Regions from separate parts of the Homo sapiens genome. Here region 2 is linked to region 1. Evidence: read pairs that join two places in POLR2A ChIA-PET (ENCODE). Cell type or tissue: MCF 10A. All regions are shown on one strand. Each heading gives the region's core, and the rest is flanking DNA. Links, peaks and the distances in the headings are about the cores only.

Region 1 (11,085 bases), core at 1,209-9,208:
GCGATAAGGGACACGGCATCTTCAGGGAGCTGAAGGGCTCTCGGCTGGAAGAGGAAACTGCAGACTGTGTGGCCTCAGGGGCAGGACGCAGGCTGCCTCACGGAAGCTCTATGCAGACCGATGCCAGCTCACGGGGAGGAGGAACCTCTGCCTATCAGAGTGTCCATCCATAGGCCTGGCCACCTTGGGGCCACCTCCCATCTCTCCTCTGTCAGCTCTCTGGTCCCTCGTTCCAGCTAACACACCTCCCATCTCTGGGGGTGTGTTAGCAGGGGTGGCTTGACCCCAGCCGTTCCATTCCAGAAACAAAGGGCAGGTGTAGGTTTTTCCAGTTAGTTGTTAGAGTTTTTTTGGGACCCTGCAGACTGGCGTCTAGAGCAGCTGTGACCTGAGGTGGCTGCCAAAGGGCTCCAGGTGTTTGCCAGATGATAGGGGTGTGGTCTGAGGGTCCAGCCCTGATGGGTGCCTGTGCCCTGACACACGAGGCCTCACCTCATTGAAAATTGGGGCTAGGCAGCTTTGTCAAACTGCCCAGAGCACTGGAGATTGGAGAGGAAGGGTGCCCAACCCACACAGGGTGTGACAGTGCTTGTTCTCTGTCCTCTGCAGCAGGTTGGGCAACCTGGGCAGGGCCATGCCATGCCATGTCGTGGCCCTGCACCCTTTAGAAGATCCACTCTCCCGTGCCCTGGTGGGGTTTCCTCAGGGAAGTGGCCACCCTATTCTCCCCACTGAGCTGGGGGTCCCCCTGGCAAATGGATGACCAGCTGCAGTCCTGCCCCGGCTCTGGGTTTCTGAGTGGTCACTAGGGCAGGAGAGGAAGAGTGTCCCAACACAGCAGGCGGCTGGCACAGGATAGTATCCCTGTGGCTCAGTGCCACCACACGTCCCATGCCCCAGGCTCTGTGAAGGCTGCTGCGCTTGACTCTTGGGACTCAGTTCTGCTGTGGCTTCAGGACAGGCTTCTCCCATCTTGCTGTGCTGCTGTACTGTTGTCCCCTGCCTGATTCACTCTGGGTTAACTGTTGGGTGGCTGCATCCTGACCTGCTACACCCAGCTCAGCCCTTGTCAGCATTGTCAGGCTGGGGCCAGCATTGTTGGTGGCCCCCAAATTCCTGCAAAGCCTTTCCATCTCAACATGCCATGTGCAATGGAATGCTGCTTGCACATGGCCCTTACACGTGCCAGGGTCTACCCACACGCACTGCGACCAGGTGATGCCTGCACCTGCCTGACCTGTGTATGCATGGGGTGCCAATCCCACCTTTAACCCCCTCCCACCAGCCTAGACACCCCTGCCTCCTAAATATGCTCCTTTCTTTCCACCTGTGCACCTTTTACGCTCTCTCCTGGCCTGTTCACAGGTAACTCTTGCTGTGCATGACTTCCTCTGGCAGAGCGACCCTGTGATGTTGATCTAGGATGTCTGCCAAATGAAGGCACAATCGCCATCTTCCCTCCACTGACAGCAGGAGCAGTGCTGCTTTGTCCCCAGGCCCGTCATGCTGCTCAGCCCATGGCCAGACATGGAGTGGAGGGCCAGTCTGTCCACTCAGGGTCAGATGGACCTGCCTGATGCTGCAGGAGATGAGGTACAGATGGGCCGAAGCATCTCTCTTGGGACACACTGCACACTGGTGTGGCTCCTTGGTGACCTTGCTCTACCTCTGTTGCATCAGCTGCTGCATGGGGTTAGTGGGTCTGGCTCACTGCCCTGATTGCCGGGGTGTGGTGAGCTGGAGGAACGTCAGAGCTGGCTATTGAGGTGGATGACACGGTCTTGGCAGAGCGGGAAATGGGTGGGAGGGGGGTGGCGCTCGACTCAACAAGAAAGATGGGCCAGAAGTAATCGAGATTATTGAAAGGGGAGCCAGAAGGGACTTGGCACTGCGACCAGCATATGACGTGGCATGAGTCTCTTGCCCTATCTGGATATTACAGTTGTTCTGGACAAAATGTGGCTTCCTTCCTCGGACCCTGCATCTGGGGTAGGTCTGTTTTGGGGGCTGAGCTGGGTCACACTTGCAGCACCACCTGATTCAAGCTCAGCTCCTTCACTTGTGCAGAGCACCTGCTGTGTGCTGGTCATTGAGCAGGACAGGCATGGGCCTGGCCCTTACAGATCACCAGGGAAGGGACTGGGGATCCTACAGACTCGCCCTGAGCGGAGGCAGGAGGACTTGGTGGCAGTGGTAGAGGTGGGAGGAGTATAATCTACCTCTGGGATAAGCCCCCCAGAAATCATTCCAGATAATGAAGTGGCAGCAGCAAAGCTCTAGGCATGCCATCAGCTCCCATGAGGCATCCCGAGTTTTTGGGTCTTGCAGGCACCTCACAATTCAGTAAGCCTAGTTGTGCTGTGATGCAGGATAGCACCTCATCTACACCATAATAGTACACTATTATAGTAGATATCTGTTCTAGCCATACTGTGCTCACATGCATAAACTCATATGACCCTAATCCTCACTCTGGAGTAGCACCCCTCCCCCCTCCCCCGCCCACAACACTACTTTGGCCCTGGTCTCATTGTCTTCATTATCTCAGATTTAAGTTCATTCATTCTTTCCATGTTTTGTGTGTGTTTCCTCCCTCTAGGATGGAAGCACTGTGGTGGCATGGATCTTGACAATCAGTGTGGTATCTCCTGTGTGCAGAACATGCATGGCACAGGGTAGGAACTCACCAGGTGTTTGTTCAATAATTGAATGAATGAATAAAATGCAAGTTGGACTTTTGTAACAGTCTGGTGAATTAAGTGCTTCTGTTATCCCATGTTCCAGAGCAGGAAAATAGGGCTCAGTGAGATGAAGTGATGGGCTCATGTTAGCTGGTAGGTCCCAGGGCTGGGATTGGCACCCCATGCATACATAGGTCAGGTGGGTGCAGGTATCACCTGGTCGCAGCGCGTGTGGGTAGACCCTGGCACGTGTAAGGGCCGTGTGCGAGCAGCACTCATTTTGTTGCACGTGGCATGTTGAGATGGAAAGGCTTTGCAGGAATTTTGCTTTATAGGCACACAAAGGCCTTTATTACCCATAATGTGGACATGGGTCCAAAGATGATTCAATTCTGCTTTCTACCAAGGGGTTTGTCAGAGGCCCCTGTGGAGGCTGGAGCTCCGGGCCCTGCTCTGAGGAGGCTTGACCCCAGAGAGGAAGAAGAACTGGCTGCCGTCAGGGCCTGGGGTAGCTTGGGATAGGGCAGGATGGGGTGGCAGCGTCCCTGGAGTGAAATGCAGGTTTAAGCAGCCTCAGTGGGAAATGTGACGTTATGTAGCTCATTAAACCCTACAGAAGCAGGGAGGAGAGCTGCTTCTAATTATCAGGATGAAAATTAATGGAATAAAATCTCTAGCCAGGCTGCCCAGTGGTGGAGTAGGCAGGGATTTTCCGTGGCCGGGAGATGTTTGGGGCAGTCATACTGGAAGGAAGGGAGAAAGCCCCTAACTGTTTGCAAATGAGGGGCTGGGGCTCCAGAAGGGGTCCTTGCTAATTCTCACAGCATTTCCCCCTTGACTCAGAATTAGGAGGGAATGAGCCTGAGTGGGAAGCTGGACAAGGCTTGGTTTGCAGAGACTTGAGTCAGGAGATGGCTGCTCTGGTGTCCTCGCCAGCCTCAGGGCTGGAGGGGACATTGGATTTGTCATCCTGCAGAGGTGGATGTGAGCCTTTCAGTTCCTTGAGGCTGCCAGTGAGCTTCAGACCTGGGGAAAAGCTGAGATGGAACTTGAGGGGCTTTTGAGCATTTGCCTGAAAATCTTGCCCTCAGGTGATTCAGAGAAGCTCAGGTGCTGTGTCTGTAAATGGGCAGCCCAAACTTGCCTTGATTCCTGTTTTTTCCATAGGTCCTGAGGACAGGTGGGGTACCTTGGTTGTGCAGATCATAGTGATTGTTTTACCAACCTTCTAGCATTACTACTCCTGATAAGGGTGGCACAGGCCTGGAGCTGAGAGCCGCGGGCTGAATCCTGGCCCTCTAGGTGAATCAGAGCCTGTTGCTTAAATGAAGGAGCAGGTCTGGTTCGTGTCTGCCCTCCTCCCAGCTCAGCCATGCACTGCAGGTCTCATGTTGGAAAATATTGCTCAAATGCTGCCTGGCACCATCTGGCACCATCCAGAGCTCAAGAGAGTGGATCATTTGGCCAGGCAGGAAGTCTGCTCTCAGATGATCTGACCTGGATTAGGATAGTAAATACTCAATACATGTTAATTATTGATAACAACCTAAGAGATGGATACTATATTATCTCTATCTTATTGATAAAGAAAGTCAGGCTCAGAGAGGTGAGGTGACTTGCCCAAAGACATATAGCCTAGAGGCAGTGTACTGTAACTCAGCAGTGTGACTCACTTCCAAGCCCAAGTACCGCATTCTGTTGCCTTCTTGATGGGTGAAGCAGCCATCTGAGCCTAGAGTTCCTTTTAGGACCCTCAAGCTTTCCTTGCAGCATATCTGGACTTCTCCCATCATTGTCAGGAGATGGAGAGGATAGCTTCATTTGGCCAGTGAAGAAACTAAAAGGCTGAGTGGCTTGTAGGGCTCACATTGTGCATGAATTGGCACTTGTCTATAGAAAATGGTGCCAGGACAATGGGTGTATTTTGGTTGAAGTAGTTGGAGCCCTTGGATGCTAGTGGTTCATTACAGGGGCCATTTCTGAGTTCCCTTGGTCTTGGGAAACTGGTTTTCCTGTGCCTGGAACCCAAGAAGACATCTGTGGTTCCCTGGGCTAGGAGCTCCCTTGGTGGAGGCTGCCTCATGGATGGGCCACCCATGGTGTTTGGTGGCAGGGTCTCATGGGTCAATGCACACAGCCCAGGACAGAGTGAACAGTGGGATGTGCAGGGCTCGACTGGCCAAGCTGAACTGTTTTCTTGGGTTGTGTTATATTTATTTCCACTAATCTACTCCTCTTGCCTGTTTATACAACACAGAGATCTAATAACATGTATCTGAGGCCAGAGTAAATGAGGAACTTTTTGCAAAGAAGCATAAAAGGAAAGAGATCTTGGAATACCTAGCTAATCTCAGTTGCTGTCTCTGCTCTGAAGCCCTGCCTTTGAAAGCTCTATTTCTCCTCCCATCCTCTGCGAAAGCCAGATGAGACTTCTTGACATTAAGCAAATGCTGGTATACTGACTTTGGTGTGGGGTTTGTACATGTGCCTGTTGAGAGCTGGATCCTTCCCGTGGGTGGATGCTGGCATGGTGGCTCTTCCATCTAAGGATCCATCTGGAAAAGTGGCCGATTTCATCACTTACGTGCCAGGACCTCAGATGCCGAGGCAGGGGAATGCTGCAATCTAAACATTTACATTCTAAAAAATGGGAAATCATCTGCTTCGATATAAATTAGCCAGGGCCTGACGGGTTTATTACATCCTGGAATGCTTTCATGAGGCTTTCAGAGGGGTCCATGGTGCAGGCGCAGGTCTCCAGCTGGGATTGCCTGTGGCATGCTCCTGGGGGGACCCACTTGGAAAACACAGGCAGGGGGCCAACTCTTCCTCAACTTCCCATGGGCTTGTAATGGATTAGAGTGTGAAATGGGAACAAGGACATACAATGCGGGACCCTAGGACAGTGAAGCACCCTGAATGACGAGCTTCTTGAAGCTGATGGGGAGAGGTCGGTCAGGGAAGAGAGGTGGGAGGAGCCAGGTGCACAGGCCCAATCAGAGGCTGTGGATGGAAAGTGGAACAGGAGAAATATGCTCTGGGATTTCACAATAACAGGGTATGTGATATGACTCATTGAGTGGGAAGAGGGCAAAGGAGTGTAGCAAGAAATGTTGAGGAGGGAAGAGTCGTACATCCTCTGGAGGAGTTTTCAGACAAGACTTGGTGTGAGCCCCTGGGGTCAGGGGCTGGATTTGAACTCTGCTGGGTCCCCTAGAGTGGACTGAGCCACCCTCTCTGCAAAGTCCCTAGGACTGGGCCGATGTTCCAAGGAAAGCTGAGTCCTACGCTCAGGAAGTTTGAGATCTCAGTGAATAGGTAGGAAAAATACACAAACATAAACATACATGCCTAACTGTAACAAGTTGTGAACTCATTTATTTTCCCTCCCTTTGTCGTATCTTATATGCACTCACATTTTTCTGTAGGTTTACACAGATATATGTAGAACAGATGCTGAATAACTGATTTTGGAGGAATTTGATTTGATGCTAATGATGAGTGATCTGGGATATCAGCTATTTTTCACTTGTTTGGAGCAAGAACCCTGCTTTGCACAAGGGGTATTATTTTGGTTGATTTTATTCAGAGCAGTGGTTTTCAAACTAGCATGCCTTAGAACCACCTGCAGGGCCTGTTAAAGAAGATCACTGGCCCCCACCCACCCTTGGAGTTTCTGCTTCATTAGGTCTCGGGTGGGTCCTGAAAATTTGCATTTCTAACAAGTCCCAGGTGACTCTGTGTTCCAGGGATCGCACTTGGAGGACAACTGATCAAGAAAGAGAGAAGTGCATGGGCTTTGGTGGGAATCCTTTACACAACTTTGCTGGGTCTGAGAACTTGTGATTCATGCCTTTCAGAGGATGAAAGAGGATTCACGATATCCACGGAACCACTTCCTTGTTTTGAGAAGGAAGCTGGTGCCTCCTATAATATGGGCAGAGCCGGCTTGCTGCCACATGAAGCAGTGCCTGGCTTTGTGGATTTGCAGATTCATTCAGCAGGCATCTGCCAGCATCCACTCTGGGTCCAGCCCTGGGTATGACGTGTCTTCAGCATTGGGGAAGACGCTCAGGCGGAATGGTTCCAGCATCAGTGACTCTAACAAGGGTGGGGGTAGGGTACTTCCTTGTGCCCAGCTGGGCTGCCTGCTGTGGGGGTATGGGGCAGAGACATGACACAGTACTTGGCGTGGGGATGCTGGCTGTCCTCTGTGCCCTCCCCACCTGCTGATCCCTGGCTCCACCTTGGTCTCCAGGAACAGCTCTGTACCCCTCTGGGAAGTCAGATGTTTCCCTTAAAGCTTGTGGGTCCCAGCAGACTCCCCACCCTGAATGTCTTGGCTATCAGACCTCAATCTGTCCCCTACAAACAAGTCCTCCTGCCCTCTGACCTCTGCTCTTGACAACAAACCATGTGTCACAGCATCTGTTTTGCATACATTTGCCACCATTTTCACTGAAGAGTAAACACAGAGCTGGACTTTGGGGACTTGTGGGCGGTTCTTCCTTGAAAATAGGCCAAGCCCAGAGCTTAGAATAGGACAAGGAGGGGCCTACTTGGAGGATCACTGAAGGGGTGCCAGAAGGTGAGTCAGGCCACCTGGGTTCCTGTTACATGATTCAGGCAGGCCCCTCCTTCTCTCTGGCCTCAGTTTCCTCCTCTGTCACATGAGGTGTGATGATGCCTGTCCTGCCCCTTTCCTGTCACGATGGGGAGGCTCCAGTGGGACATGCCCTCAATTTCTCCCAAATGTGCGTGAATTGTTGAGGGCACCTGGGATGCTGAGGGTGTCAGGCGAGCAGGTGGCTCTGAGGTTTGGGGGTGAGGGTGTGGAAGCCTCAGGGAGAGGCAGGGACTAGCTCTGAAGTTTAACATGGCTCTGAGAGATACACTGAGCACCTAGGTTGAAACCTGCAAACTCAGTAAGCCTAGACGGCAGGCCACATTTCTTGACCTCTCTGAGCATCAGCCTCGCCCGGAAAAAGATAAACAATAGTGCCTAGGTCTTGGGGTGACGTCATGTTTACCGGGCACTCGCTATGAGCCAGGCCCTGTATTTGGAGTTCAGTTAGGGGTGAGGATGACGACAGGGCTTATTGGGTGGCTTCAGGTATCAGCTGCAGGAGGCAGGTGGTGCCTTTAGATGAGAGACCTGAACTTCGGCACTCCCAATCATGCCATGCTTCCTACTCAGTCCTGGCTGGCCCCGTGGCTAGTGGGTAGAAGTCAGTAAAAACCCACTGAATGTTTATTAGGCTAAGACTGTGAGGAGGAAAGTTAGGCTCCTCTGGTGCCCTAGTAGTTTTTGATTTTTGTCAAAGGAGTACATATTCATAGCCCAGCAGCAATAAGTTTCTCATGAGAAGCAGCAGCCCCGCTGGGCCCATGGCCCTCCCTGCCTGGTTTCTGCTTTCTATCGGTAACTTTTTAATCCTTTTTTAAATTAAGTTTTTTTTAAAATCCTTTTAGTGTTTTTGATGATTACCATATTTCTTAAAAAGATTACTTATCTCACCTTTTTCTTGATTTTTAAATTTTAGTTATTATCTATTGACTTTCAATTATAGAGGACAGGGAGTAAGTTTTTCATACCAGTTCTCTTCTGACCAAATAGATACCCACACACTCCCCCTTCCCCAAAGCACAGCTGCCTCCAGGCCTCACTGTGCAAATACCCACGGTGGAGCTGTGTAGTGTACTGGAATCACATTTTCATTTTCCTCAAAGATGTTTTGTTTTCCTTGGAATTAGGTGCATAGTATCTGATTTTGTCATTTGCTTAGTTTTCTGTTATTTATTTATCCTCCCATTCTGGCTAAACTGGAGATGTTTTCTGAAGATGTTCAAACACATCAGGTAGTTGTCTCCTTTTTCCCTAGTTGGGAGTTGTTCTCTGGGCCCCGCTACTCATCTGAGTCCTCCCTTCGCCATCATCTGGGGAACCCTGTTGAATCGCCCATTTCCTGAAATCTGTGGCTTTCTCTCTCCATTTACTCCCTCACTTTCAAGACGTGCATCCTCCAGTGTCTTCCAAAGAAAGGGTCCATGGAAGGCAAAATCTTTGAGATCTTGCATGTTTGAAAATCTGTTTTACTTTTTTTTTTCTTTTTTAATGAGATGGGACCTCGCTCTGTCATCCAGGCTGGAGTGCATTAGTGTGATCATAGCTCACTGCAGCCTCGATCTCCTGAGCTCAAGCCATCCTCCTACCTCAGCTTCCTAAGTAGCTGGGACTGTAGGCTTACACCACCACATCCAGCTAATTAAAGTTTTTTTTCATTGAGATGGGGTCTTGCTAGGTTGCCCAGGCTGATCTCAAACTCCTGGCCTTAAGTTATCCTCCTGCTTTGGCCTTCCAAAGCGCTGGGATTCCAACATGAGGCACCATGCCCAGCCTGTTATACTTTTATACTTGATTAATAGTTTGGCTGAATGTAAAGTCCTGTGTTGAAATTACTTTCACTTAGAAACTGGTCTTCCAGCCTCCTGCATGACTGTTGAGAAGTTGCATGCTTCTCTGTGTCCCAGTCTTTGGAACGCAATAATTTCTTTTTTTTAATTTTTACTTTAGGTTCTGGGATACATGTGCAGAATGTGCAGGTTTGTTATGTAGGAAGCACGGCATACATGTGCCATGGTGGTTTGCTGCACCTATCAACCTGTCATCTAGGTTTTAAGCCCCACATGCATTAGGTATTTCTCCTGATGCTCTGCCACCCCTTGCCCCCCACCCCTGATAGGCCCTGGTGTGTGATGTTCCCCTCCCTGTGTCCATGTGTTCCATTGTTCAACTCCCACTTATGAATGAGAACGTGCAGTGTTTTGTTTTCTGTTCCTGTGTTAGTTTGCTGATAACGATGGCTTCCAGCTTCATCCCTGCAAAGGACACGAACTCATCCTTTTTTATGGCTGCGTAGTATTTCATGGTATATATGTGCCACATTTTCTTTATCCAGTCTATCATTGATGGGCATTTGGGTTGGTTCCAAGTCTTTGCTATTGTGACTTGTGCTGCAATAAACATACATGTGCATGTGTCTTTATAGTAGAATGATTTATAATCCTTTGGGTATATACCCAGTAATGGGATTGCTGGGTCAAATGGCATTTCTGGTTCTAGATCCTTGAGGAATCACCACACTGTTTTCCATGATAATCGATCCAATTTACACTCCCACCAACAGTGTAAAAGCGTTCCTATTTTTTTCCACAGCCTCACCGGCACTGTTGTTTCCTAACTTTTTAATAATCACCATTCTAACTGGCATGAGATGGTATCTCATTGTGGTTTGATTTACATTTCTCTAATGACCAGTGATGATGAGCTTTTCTCATATGTTTGGAACATGATAATTTCTACACCACCCCCACCCAGAAACTTTGAGGATAGATCCTTTATAACCAGGGTATTGAAATATAGCATTTTCATCATTCAAGATGAATTTTTAAATTCAATGTTTTGGGCACTTGGTGCAGCTCCTTTTAAATCTCCAGACTTCAATACCAGGGATTTGTGTTATTTATTTGATAAAAGTTGCCCTCTTCATGCACTCTGTTTTCTCTTTTTCCGGAGTTGTTCTTTTTTAACATTAAACCTCCTGAATTGATTGCTTCACTAACTTTTTCTCTTTTTCATCTTTTTGTCATTTTATTTTGATGCCAGCAGTTCTAATATATTTTGGTTTCAGGTCTTCTTTTGCCTCAGGACATCTTTACACTCTTAAAAATCATTGAGAATCCCAAAGAACTTATGTGGATTCTATCTATTGATATTTACTATAGAGAGATTAATACTGAGAAAATCTTAGAATATTAATTTAAAATAATTATATGTTAAGTATATAATTTTATGAAAATGTCGATATAGGCTGGGTACAGTGGTTCATTCCTGTAATCCCAGCACTTTGGGAGGCCGAAGCAGGCGGATCACTTGAGGCCAGGAGTTCAAGACCAGCCTGGCCAACATGGTGAAACCCCATCTCTACTAAAAATACACAAAAAATTAGCTGGGCCTGGTGGCACACGCCAGTAATCCCAGCTACTTGAGAAGTTGAGGCATGAGAATCACTCGAACCTGGGAGGCGAAGATTGCAGTGAGCCAAGATCTTGCCACTGTGCTCCAGCCTTTGCAATAGAGCAAGACTCAAAAAAAAAAAAAAAAAAAGGTAGAACTACATCCCAAAACAAAGCATTTAGTGAAAAAATAATTTTATATTTTTGCAATTCTTCCTAATGTGTAGCTTAATAGAGGACAGCTGTCTTCTCAACTGTTTCTGTTTTTAGTCTGTTGTGATATGTTTTGATTTAAAGTATTGAAGAAAGTCTGGTTTTGTTCAGATGTGTAGTTGGAAGAGGGAAAGAGTATTTTAATAAGCTTTTAAGTTAATTGTAGATACCCTTT
Region 2 (11,085 bases), core at 1,164-9,163, 54 kb before region 1:
CCTGTAATCCCAGCACTTTGGGAGGCCGAGGTGGGCGGATCACCTAAGGTCAGGAGTTTGAGACCAGCCTGACCAACATGGTGAAATCCCGTCTCTACTAAAAATACAAAAAAAAAAAAAATTGTTCAGTTTTGAGCATTATCTATTGACTTCTCACTGTGGGAGATTAGCCTCCGGCTTTCTTTTATACTCCTCACCCACATGCTCCATCCCATGCCCTCATGATACTCCCCTGTGCTCCCCAAAGGGTTCTGTGTTTTGATAAATCAGTTATTTGGGCTATGTCATATTAGACTATGAGCATTTTCTTTTGGCTACACAATGTTTTGTTCCCCCACAGTTAATAATTATTGTTATGTGCTTAGTTTTCTGTGTATTTGTCATTATTTTGTTTGCACACTGTTCTCTGGTTGTATAAGTCTCCTCTCAATGTATTTAGATGCATTAGGTATTTACTAGGTTAATGTTTCTGAGAAAAATCTCTCCTGGAACATTCAGACTTGCTCTGGTCTGGGCTGGTTGCCCTCTATGCTGGGTGTACATATGTATTCCTGAGATGTTCCTTCACCATTATCCTGGGAATTAGTTTTATTTATCTTCCAAGTAGGATTTCCTGTCTCTTGAATCCCATGCTTTCCTGCTTGGTTTACTCCCTCATTTGTCAGAGCATACTCCCTGTGGATTCCCAAGAAAGAGTGTGTTGCGGGTAATGTTTTTAAAGGCACTTACATGTTATAAACTCTTTACTTTCCTATCACACTTAATTTGATAGTTTGGCTGGGTATAGAATTCCAATTTGGAAGTAATTTTCCTTAAGAATTTTGAAGGTTTTCTCCATTACCTACTAGCTTTTGATGTGGGTGTTGAAAATTCTCATGCCATTTTGATTCATGATCTTTTGTGTGAAACCTGTCATTATTTTCTCTCTAGAGGCTTTTAGGACCTTTTTTTTTTGGACCCATATTAGTCCGTTTTCACCCTGCTATAAAGAACTGCCAGAGACTGAGTAATTTATAAAGAAAGAAGGTTTAATTGACTCACAGTTCCACATGGCTGGGGAGGCCTCAGGAAACTTACAATCATGGCAGAAGGCGAAGGAGAAGCAAGTACCTTCTTCACTAGGTGGTAGAAGAGAGGAGAGCTTGTGATGGAGGATCTGCCAAACACTTATAAAACCATCAGAACTCACTATTACAAGAACAGCATGGGGGAAACCACCCCCATGATCCAGTCACCTCCCATCAGGTCCCTCCCTTGACGTGTGGGGATTACAATTCGAGATGAGATTTGGGTGAGGATACAGAGCCAAATCATATCAGTTCCCAATGTTCTGAAACTGACATTTGGTATGATTTTGATATAATTCTATTTTGTTTCATTGCTAGGCACTCAGTGGGCTATTCAGTTGGGAAACTCATGTCCTTTAGTTTTAGGAAATCTACTAGAATTATGTATCTATCTATCTTCCTGTCCTTTCTATTTTCTGCCTCCCTTTTTGAACTCTTATGTGGCAGGTTGTAAAAACAACCTGTTCCTTGTCTCCATGCCCATTGCCATGTAACTTTGACTACTCTGACTCTGGGCTCAGCCATATGTCTTGCTTTGGGCCAAGGGGATGTTGGTAATCAATACAAGTAGAGGACTGAAAGCCACTGAAGGTGACTGAGCTTGCTTGCTCTTGCCTGCCCCCATTGCCATGAGAGGAACATGCCCAGGTTAGTCCACTGGTTCCAGGAAGGTATGAGAGACAGGTGGAGCAGCCAACGTAAGCAGACATCTGGATACATGAGCAATAAATGCTTGTTGTTGTAAGCCACTGTGATATTGTTGTTATTAAGAATTTTTGTGGCAATAATTGATATATCTGATTGTTTGGATATTGGACTTCTTAGCATAGTCCTCTAATTTTCTTTTTACTGTTCTTTCTGGGAGAGTCTTTCAACACTATCTTTTATCCCCCTTACTGAGTTTTTCATTTCTGCTATCATATTTTTAATTTCCAAGAACTCTTTTTGGTTCTCTGAATGATGTTGTTGCCTTGTAGCATCCTATCTTGTTTCATGGAAGCAAGATCATTTCTCATTGCATTCACTATTCTTTAAAGTTTTGTCTTCTTGCATTGAATCTTTCCTCCAAATAGCTTTGTTATTCTGTTTCCTTTGTTCTCTTTCATATTAGATAATTTCTTCTAATGTCTCGTATTTCTTTTTTTAATTAATTAATTAATTTTTTTATTATTATACTTTAAGTTTTAGGGTACATGTGCACACTGTGCAGGTTAGTTACATATGTATACATGTGCCGTGCTGGTGTGCTGCACCCACTAACTCGTCATCTAGCATTAGGTATATCTCCCACTGCTATCCCTCCCCCCTCCCCCAACCCCACAACAGTCCCCAGAGTGTGATGTTCCCCTTCCTGTGTCCATGTGATCTCATTGTTCAATTCCCACCTATGAGTGAGAATATGCGGTGTTTGGTTTTTTGTTCTTGTGATAGTTTACTGAGAATGATGATTTCCAATTTCATCCATGTCCGTACAAAGGACATGAACTCATCATTTTTTATGGCTGCATAGTATTCCATGGTGTATATGTGCCACATTTTCTTAATCCAGTCTATCATTGTTGGACATTTGGGTTGGTTCCAAGTCTTTGCTATTGTGAATAATGCCGCAATAAACATACGTGTGCATGTGTCTTTATAGCAGCATGATTTACAGTCCTTTGGGTATATACCCAGTAATGGGATGGCTGGGTCAAATGGTATTTCTAGTTCTAGATCCCTGAGGAATCGCCACACTGACCTCCACAATGGTTGAACTAGTTTACAGTTCCACCAACCGTGTAAAAGTGTTCCTATTTCTCCACATCCTCTCCAGCACCTGTTGTTTCCTGACTTTTTAATGATTGCCATTCTAACTGGTGTGAGATGGTGTCTCGTATTTCTTGCCTGTGCTTTCATATTCACTAACAAACTGGTTGGAACACTGTGTTTGTGTTGTTCACAGAACAGCAATCTTTTTGGGGGAACTTCTAACTCTTTTTTCTAGGACTGGCTGGAGGACTCAGAGAAGCCCCCTCCCATTCTGCAGATTTAAGGACATTCACCTAGCTGCCAGCCTTATGTGAATCTGATGGGGGAAAAAGTCAAGGGGGCCTTGACATTCAGAATGTAAACTTTCACTCACTTCCTCTGTTTTCAGTATGGTACTTTACCTCTCATCTGTCCTTGGTGTCCCCCAAACCAGAGTCCTTCTGTTTAACTCTTCCCAGAAAATCCTCCAGTCTTCTATCAGCAGGGAGGGGGGCAGTCACTTGGCTGCAGGGAGTTGGAGAGGGTACCTGTACCTCTAAAGGCTGATGATAAGGGCTTTCAGCCGGCCCTCCTGTTCTCAACCCCTCCTCCCACAGGTCTCTGGTGCCTCTAATTCCTAAGGCTTTGTATAATTCTATGGCAAATGTCAGGTGGCTTTTTGGCTTTCTTCACTGCTGACTTAGGATTTAGTTTACTTAGGTCTGTTAAGTCAGTTCCCCTCATCCATCTGCTTTCCAGTTTCCAACATTTTGTTGCTATGGTTTTCTCTTATGTTCTTCCTATCCTTGTGGATTTAGGCCTTTTGGGGGTACATAGTGCTTTACTTTAATGGGATGTCTTTATCACTTCTTTGATAGTACATGGTCATTATAAAAATCAAAACCATCCAGAGCAAGTGAACTTCCCTCATAATATGCCCTCTCCATAGCTACTCTTAAGTATTTATCCTTCCAGATAGTTTTGCCTTTGTGAATTATATGCATGTGTATGCTGAAATAAATACTCACGTATATAAACACACACACTTTGCAAATATACATGAGATCACATTACACTACAATGTTCTGTAACCAGTCTTTTCCCCCAACACCAAGTCTTGGATGTCTTTCAATGGTATTTAAGGAGCTACTACTTTCTTTTGAATAAGGAGCAGAATGTTCTATCATACCATAACTTACATGCCTAGTCTCTTATTAATGAACATTTAGGATACTTTCGACTTTTTGCTACTCTGAATATGAGTGTACCCACATCTTTGCAAACCTGTCCTTTTGTCTCCTTAGGCATTTTCTTGAAGTGGGATTGCTGGATGGGCATGCTTGGCTAGGATAGTGTCAGATTGCTCTCGAGAGAGGTGGGCCAGCGTGTACTCCATTCCTCGGCGAGTGAGAGGGCTTTTCTCCTTTCCTGCTCCTGCCTTTACCGCTCTTTTTAGTTGTTGCCAGTTAGTTGGGTGAAATGGTATCTGATGGTGCTTTGACTCGCCTTTCTTTGAATAGCAGGGCTAAGCCTTTTTCTGTGTGTCTGTGGCCAGTGTGATGCCCCTGTGAACTGTTGGCTTTCTGTGCAGCTTTTTCTCTTTCAGAAGGGAGGCCTCAGACCCCACTTCATCCCTGGCTTTGCTGCCTGGGTGTCATGGGTCTCTGGGGTCCAGAGGCTGTGTGGATAGTGGGCAGAGGCATGGGGTGAGGGTGGGGTAGTCCAGAGAGCAGTGTGTGCCACCCTCCCAGATTTCTCTGATTCCTTGGAGCAAAGTCGCTTAATTGGGAGTCAGCACAGCCTCCTCCCTCATTAGCACTGGCCTGCAGTGACAGGCCCCGAGGGCAGTGTGGCCCTCTTAGGTGGCTCCACACATGGCTCCATCAGTGCCTGAAGCCTGGTGGGTAGTTCTGGCATTGGCCTGAGTTTTGGCATTCACAAGGGTTTGCATTCCATGAAGGCAGTTGCCTTAAAAAAAAAAAAAAAAAACTTTGCAAAATTGTGAAATATAACACATATAGAAAATATTCAGTTTAACAAATTATTATAAAGTAAACACCATGTAACCACCACCCTGGGAGACAGTTGACTTTTAATAATACCGTGGCAAGTGGAGCTGGCACTTTGCCCTTGACCGTTGGGCTGATGTTACCCTCCAGCCCACCCCAGGGTCTCTGGCTGGGGAGGGGCATCCCTGAGTCATGGGAGGACCACTCAGCTGTGGGGGCTCTAGGTAGGGGGCTGGGGTCTGGTCCGTGGGGAGGGGGCATTGAGTCTGTGACTTGTGCTTTACCTCTCAGCCCTACTTCCCTGACTTGTGCCCTGATAGACTCAGGGAATAGTCAGACCTAAGGAATTTGGGTGGAACCTGAAGGAGCAGGAGAAGCCCAGAAATCCAGAGCAGGAAGCTCTGGGGCAGGCCGGGTTGGTTGGTTTGGGTTTGGGTCAGACACAAGGCATTGACCCCCAGAGGCAAGGCCATGTTGTGTGAGCACAGCCTCCTCCTCCTCTAGGAGTGTCCTCTGTGCAGAATATTTTCCTAGTGGGTTGGACGGGGCTGTGGGCAGCTGAGGGGAGACTGGACCTGCCTGCGCTGTGTGCTCCTGACTCCGGGCTGGGGCCCGGCTGGAGAACCTTCCTGTCTCATGGTTCACCTCCCTTTCCTGCACCAGCCCCGTGGTGCATCCCCAGAGGGGATGTCTTCCCCCAGTGACCAGCCCCGGGGAGGGAATGTCCCGGGGCATTGAGGGGCATCCCCTACACACAGTGGACAGGCCTCAGCCCTCACAGTGCTTGCCCACCTCCACTTCCTGCCCCGTCAGTGGCTCCTTCACTTGTTCAGCCCCCACACAGCTTCCTGCTGTCAACCAGGCATGGGGTAGCGGTGAGGAGCAGGGCAGAGTCCAATGCCTGCCCTCAGGGAGCTCACAGTCCAGTAGAAAGTTCTCTGAGGATGGGATGGGCTCTCTGGTACTGGGTGGTGCAGTGAGGGGGATGGAGGGATGAGCAGGGTGGCATGCGGGGCTGGGCACGGAGTAGTGTGGTCAGGGAGGCGTCGTCCTGCATGAAAGTAGACCTGAAGCACGAAGACTGCGGGCTAGGCCAAGGGGCTGGGAAGAGTGACTGTGGCAGGGGAAGAGCATGTGCAGAGGCCTTATGATGGGGGCGGTGCAGGGAAGGTCAGCGTGGCTGGAGAAGAGAGTGAAAGGAGGAGGAGTGAGAGCTGGGTGGGGCAGGTGAGAGGGGCTGGAGCTGCAGCCCCCATGAGCTACCCAGGGGACTGTACCTGGAGGGGGCTTTGGTTATAGGCACATTGGGTCAGATTTGCATTTGAAGATCACCGTGGCCACTGTGTGGAAGAAGGGTCTAGAAGGGGGAACTGGTTCAGTCACTCTTGCTGGGATCCTGGTGGGAGCAGTGTCAGGGGCATGAAGAGAACCAGGGTAGGAGGGGCAGGACTTGCCAATGGGATGGATGCTAAAGGAGAGGGAGGAGGAGGGGCTTGCATGAGGGCAGAGCCACTCCAGAGTTGGAGGTGCTGGTGGAGGAGCTGGTCTGGAAGGGAGACAAATGAGTTCCATTTTGATGAGCCATGTTTGAGGTTCATCCAGTAGGAGGTGAGGAGTGGGCCTTTGGGTGGGGCTCAGTAGAGAGGTCTGGACAGAGCAATGGGAGTCACCATCGTGGGAGTCACCCCTATCTGCTTGCCTACCTCTGGCTCTTCCCCCTAAGCTGTTGCTCTTGAGTCACCTGGACCAGCCCCACCTGGGCAAAGGGTGGTCCTGCCCAGGAGGCTGCCACGGCTCACCTGTGTCTGTCTACCTGTGGGGCGTGTGCACATGTGTGTAGTAGATGCTCTTGCATAGCTCCAGCTGAAGTTAGGTTGAAGGGGCTGGAGGTAGAGTAGGCAAGAGCAAGCAGAAGCAAGGAGGGACTTGCCCCAGAAAGATGAATTTTGCTGCATGGGGTTAGGCTCACCTCATGGATGCTGGCAGATCCTGGGCACTGGCTGAGGGGAGGAGGGTTGTCCCAGCCTCTAGGCTCTGCCCCATGACTGGATTGTTTGACAAACTCACTTCTCTCAGGGATGGTGTTCTGACCATCAGCCTGAGGGCTGCCTCATTAGACCAGTATCCCTCGGGGTACTAGAACTTTGGAGTACAAGCTGAAATTCAAGGCACACCAAACCCAATTTAAGCTATTTAGGTGTGGGTGGTGTTCTAGGACCTTACAGGGTATGGGGCAGCCTAACTCTCCCCCTTTTTGGCCCCTGTTCCTGCCAGTCTGTGGACAATGTGGACTTGTGGACTTGGCTTTAGCTTTTGGCAGAGAGGGAGGCTCAATGCATCCATTTGCTGTTCAGAGGAACAAAAATTGGCCACGTTAAGCCATATTCTGTTGAGTCCCTTGGATAGGGCTTTGGGCTAAGATTTTAGATGCCTTTTTCCTTTAACCCCCAGCAGTGCCTGGCTAGGAGAGTCCACTCTGACAGTGAGGACCCAGCATGCAAGGGGAGTTGTAGAGGGATCAGTCATCTTGGTCCAGAACCTTATGCTGGGGCACCAGCCACAGCGCCTGAATTGGCCAGGAGCATGGTGCAGGCCAGGTGAGAGAGCATGGCTGTCTCAGGAGCCTCACTCCAGGGTCAAGTTTGCTTAGCAATCAATCATTGCTTCCAGCTGGTAGCATCAGGCAAGGCTTCATGAGGGAGGTGGCCTATGGGGTAAGGCTTAGAATATGAGGAAGTGATTTGGTCCTGCAAAGTTGGGGTGGAGAAGACTTCCAGGGGGATAGTCTTGAGCAATTTTAAGAAGACAGGAAAGTGGGGACTTGTAGAAGGGACCAGGGGATGTTCAGATGATGTGCAGAAGTGAAATAGGAGACTCAGTCTGAAAAAGCAGGTAGGGGCTGGGTGTTGGAGGGATAGAAGAACTCCTTCTGGGGATGGAGAACTCTTATCAGTATTGAGAAGTGAGGTGTGTTGCTAGTTTTTTTTGCTTTTATTATTATTTTTAATTGACATAATAATTATACATATTTATGGGGTACAGTATGATATTTTGATATACACATACAATAAGTAACAAATCAGGGCAATTAGCATATTCATCACGTCAAACGTGTATCATTTCTTTGCATTGGGAACAAAGTCTCCTCTTCTAGCTATTGGAAAGTATGCAATAAATTGTTATTAATTATAGTCACCTTATGGTGCTTAGAACATGGGAACTTATTCCTCCTGTCTAGCTGTAATTTTGTATCTATTCATCAACCTCTATCTCCTGCTCCCCCACCTCCCAGCCTCTAATAACCACTATTCTACTCTCTACTTCTAGGGAATCAGCGTTTTTAGCTTCTCCATATGAATGCGAACATGTGGTATTTGTCTTTCCTAGCCTGGCTTATTTCACTTAACATAATGTCCTCCAAGCTTATCCATGTCGCTTTGAATGACAGGATTTCATTCTCTTTTATGACTGGAAAGTATTCCATTGTGGATATATATCACATTTTCCCTGTGTCCATTGATGGACACTTAGGTTGATTCCATATCTTGGTTATTGTGAATAATGCTGCAATAAACATGGAGATGCAAGTATGTCTTTGATACACTGATCTTTCTCCCTTTGGATATATTCCCAGAAGAGGGATTGTTGGAGCATACGGTAGTTCTATTTTTAGTTTTTTGAGGAATTGCCATACTGTCGTCCATAATGGCTGTACTAATTTATATTCCCACCAACAATGTATAAGAATTCCCCCTTCTCCACATCCTTGCCAACACTTATTATCTTTTGTCTTTTGGATAATAGCCATTCTAACTGGGGTGAGTTGATATCTCATTGTGGTTTTGATTTGTATTTCCCTGATGGCTAGTGATGTTGAGCAGTTTTTCATATACCTGTTGGACATATGTAGAAGACCTGAAAAGCACAGTCAATAAAAGTAAAAATACACAAATAGGATTATATAAAACTAAAAAGCTTCTGCACCACAAAGGAAGCAATCAACAAAGTAAAGGGACAATCAGAAGAATGGAAGAAAATATTTGCAATCTATTTGATATGGTTTGGCTGTGTCCCCACCCAAATATCATCTCGAATTGTAGTTCCCATAATCCCCATGTGTAGTGGGAGGGACCTGGTGGGAGGTAATTGAATCATGGGGGTGGTTACCTTCATGCTTTTCTCCTGATAGTGAGTTCTCACGAGATCTGATGTTTTTATAAGGGGCTTTTTCCCCTTTGCTCGGCACTTCTTCATGCTGCCATGTGAAGAAGGATGTGTTTGCTTCCCCTTCTGCCATGATTGTAAGTTTCCTGAGGCCTCTCCAGCCATGCTGAACTGTGAGTCAATTAAACTTCTTTCCTTTATAAATTACCCAGTCTTGGGTATGTCTCTGTTAGCAGCATGAGAAGAGACTAATACGCTATTCATCTGACAAAGGATTAATATCCAGAATATACAAGGAACTCAAAGAACCAACTAATCCAATTAAAAACTGGCAAAATACCAGAACAGACATCTCTCAAAAGAGGACAGACAAATGGCCAACAGGTGTGTTGTTATAGTTGCTGTCAATGTTAAAAAAAAGTTGAAGAAAGATGATAAGGTCCCATAAGTGAGATGGTTTGAATGGGGGAGAGGTGGCTGTGGGGAGTCAGGCAGAGATGTCTTGGTGTTGAGGACAGTGGTATGGAGGGCCACCCAGCACCTGTTGACCCCTGCGTTCTCGGTAGTTGCAGGTGGAACTGAATTGTGCTAGCTGTTAAGTACTCAGTGACTTCAAATGAGCCAGCAGAGTGTTGAAGGCCATAGGGTCTCCTGAGAAGAAAGGAGGAGGCCTCCCTGTCTGTCCACCGTGCTCAGGCTGGGGTTGGAGCTGTCACAGTATACTTCATTTACTTTGGTATCATTTGACATTCTTACAAAAATACATACTACTAATTAAAATGATAAGTGTTTTGCTTTAATTCAAAACAAAAAAGAAGACAGGGTGTCTGAAGTACCTGGGTGGTGATGGGCTGTGTGGGGCTGAGCTCCAAGAAACAGCTTTGAATTGTAGTGGGTCAGGACTATCTGGTTGCAGTGGGCAATGAGATGTCTTCAGAAAACTGCAGCACCCAGTCAATGCCTGGTTGGAAAAGGTATGTCAGGTTATAATACAAGACAAACTGTCATCACAGATTAAAACACATCTGCCATCCAACAGTAACAGTCATTTCTTGGAACATTTGCTAATCTTTTAAAATTCTACCAATGTGAAATAAATCAACTGCTTGAGACTGGCTTGCTTTAAGGTTGTTTATTCATTCATATATTCATTTAGCTAATATCTATTGATATTAACCTCTGCAAAACATACATCAGAAGGCAATGGATAGAAGGCAGGTCCTGAGAAGATGTGAGTTAGAAACAGTGCACTTTTCACCCCTATGTGTTTTCAGATCCTCTAGTTCCTGGGGGTATAAAAAGCAGCTTGAAATGCTGGTTTATTATTGTCAGATTAATGTGAAAAGCACTAAAAAGTGCAATTATAAAGGATAGTTATAGGCATGTGGCATTTTGTGGGGCTCCCACAGGCTACATGTTTGGATTCATGTATATAGAGGAGGAGGTAGGAGGTGGGAACAAAGATGTGAGGTGGGAGGGACAGGGGAAGAGACCAGCATGTATTGTCCTAGGGCAGTGAGTTTCATTGATGCCATTGTAAAATCCTGTGCTGGTTAAGCCTGAAGGTTGAGGGCCCACCCGCAAGATTCACACCTAGAAGCCTGGACTGGAGCCCCACAGTTTTACCCAGCCACCCACCCCAGGTGGTTCTCAGGAGTAGTGGGATCCATGGAGAAGTCAGCCCAGTCTTGCATTTTCTGAAGATGCCAAGTGGGGAATGGGTCCTGTCTGTTTCAATCACAGTGGATCCTTGCCCTTGGGAGGATAGAGATTTCCTGCCGCTTTGTATGTCCCCACTGCCAAATACCAGAGGCCTGGGAATTAAAGACAGTCTTGTGAGGCCCAGACAGCAGCCATGGACATGGTCATGGTGCAGGCTATGCAGGGTCATGGTGAAGCCTGTGCAGGCTTCCTGGAGGAGGAGGCCTTGAAGGGTTGGGAAAACCCTGTGAGCAGGAAGGCGCAAGGCTCTATTCTGAGTTCCAGATGGGCCCCATGCTGCTGCCTTTGGAATCTGCTTTGGGGTGTGCAGGATCTGTGTTACCCATTCTAGACCTTGACCAAAGCGCCCAGTGGAAGGTCTGATACCCCATAACAGAATAAGTGCTGACAGGAGA

The links. ChIA-PET counts read pairs that join two places held together with the same protein. Peaks named below come from ENCODE experiments on the same cell type or tissue, not always from the same donor. Only the 100,000 strongest peaks of a DNase experiment are listed, where the experiment ranks them.
Region 2: POLR2A ChIA-PET joins it to region 1 with 5 read pairs; 3 of 35 experiments call an interaction of 5 or more read pairs at or near these places.

Annotation. Positions count from the first base shown.
Region 1 is chr5:135,134,312-135,145,396 of GRCh38, forward strand. The region is part of intron 2 of PITX1-AS1 (PITX1 antisense RNA 1); the gene reads left to right. It overlaps LOC124901072 (a long non-coding RNA gene), which reads left to right and starts at 51. Exons shown (of 2, transcript XR_007058944.1): 1 at 51-1,989; 2 at 2,600-2,743. RefSeq lists enhancers at 141-1,023, 1,024-1,906. In MCF 10A, for the core only: no CTCF peak of the experiment used is centred there; DNase peaks (open chromatin) are centred at 1,760, 5,720, 6,690, 7,240 and 3 weaker places.
Region 2 is chr5:135,080,648-135,091,732 of GRCh38, forward strand. The region is part of intron 2 of PITX1-AS1 (PITX1 antisense RNA 1); the gene reads left to right. Among named protein-coding and RNA genes, the nearest start is that of EPIST, 46 kb to the left of the region's middle. In MCF 10A, for the core only: no CTCF peak of the experiment used is centred there; a DNase peak (open chromatin) is centred at 5,154.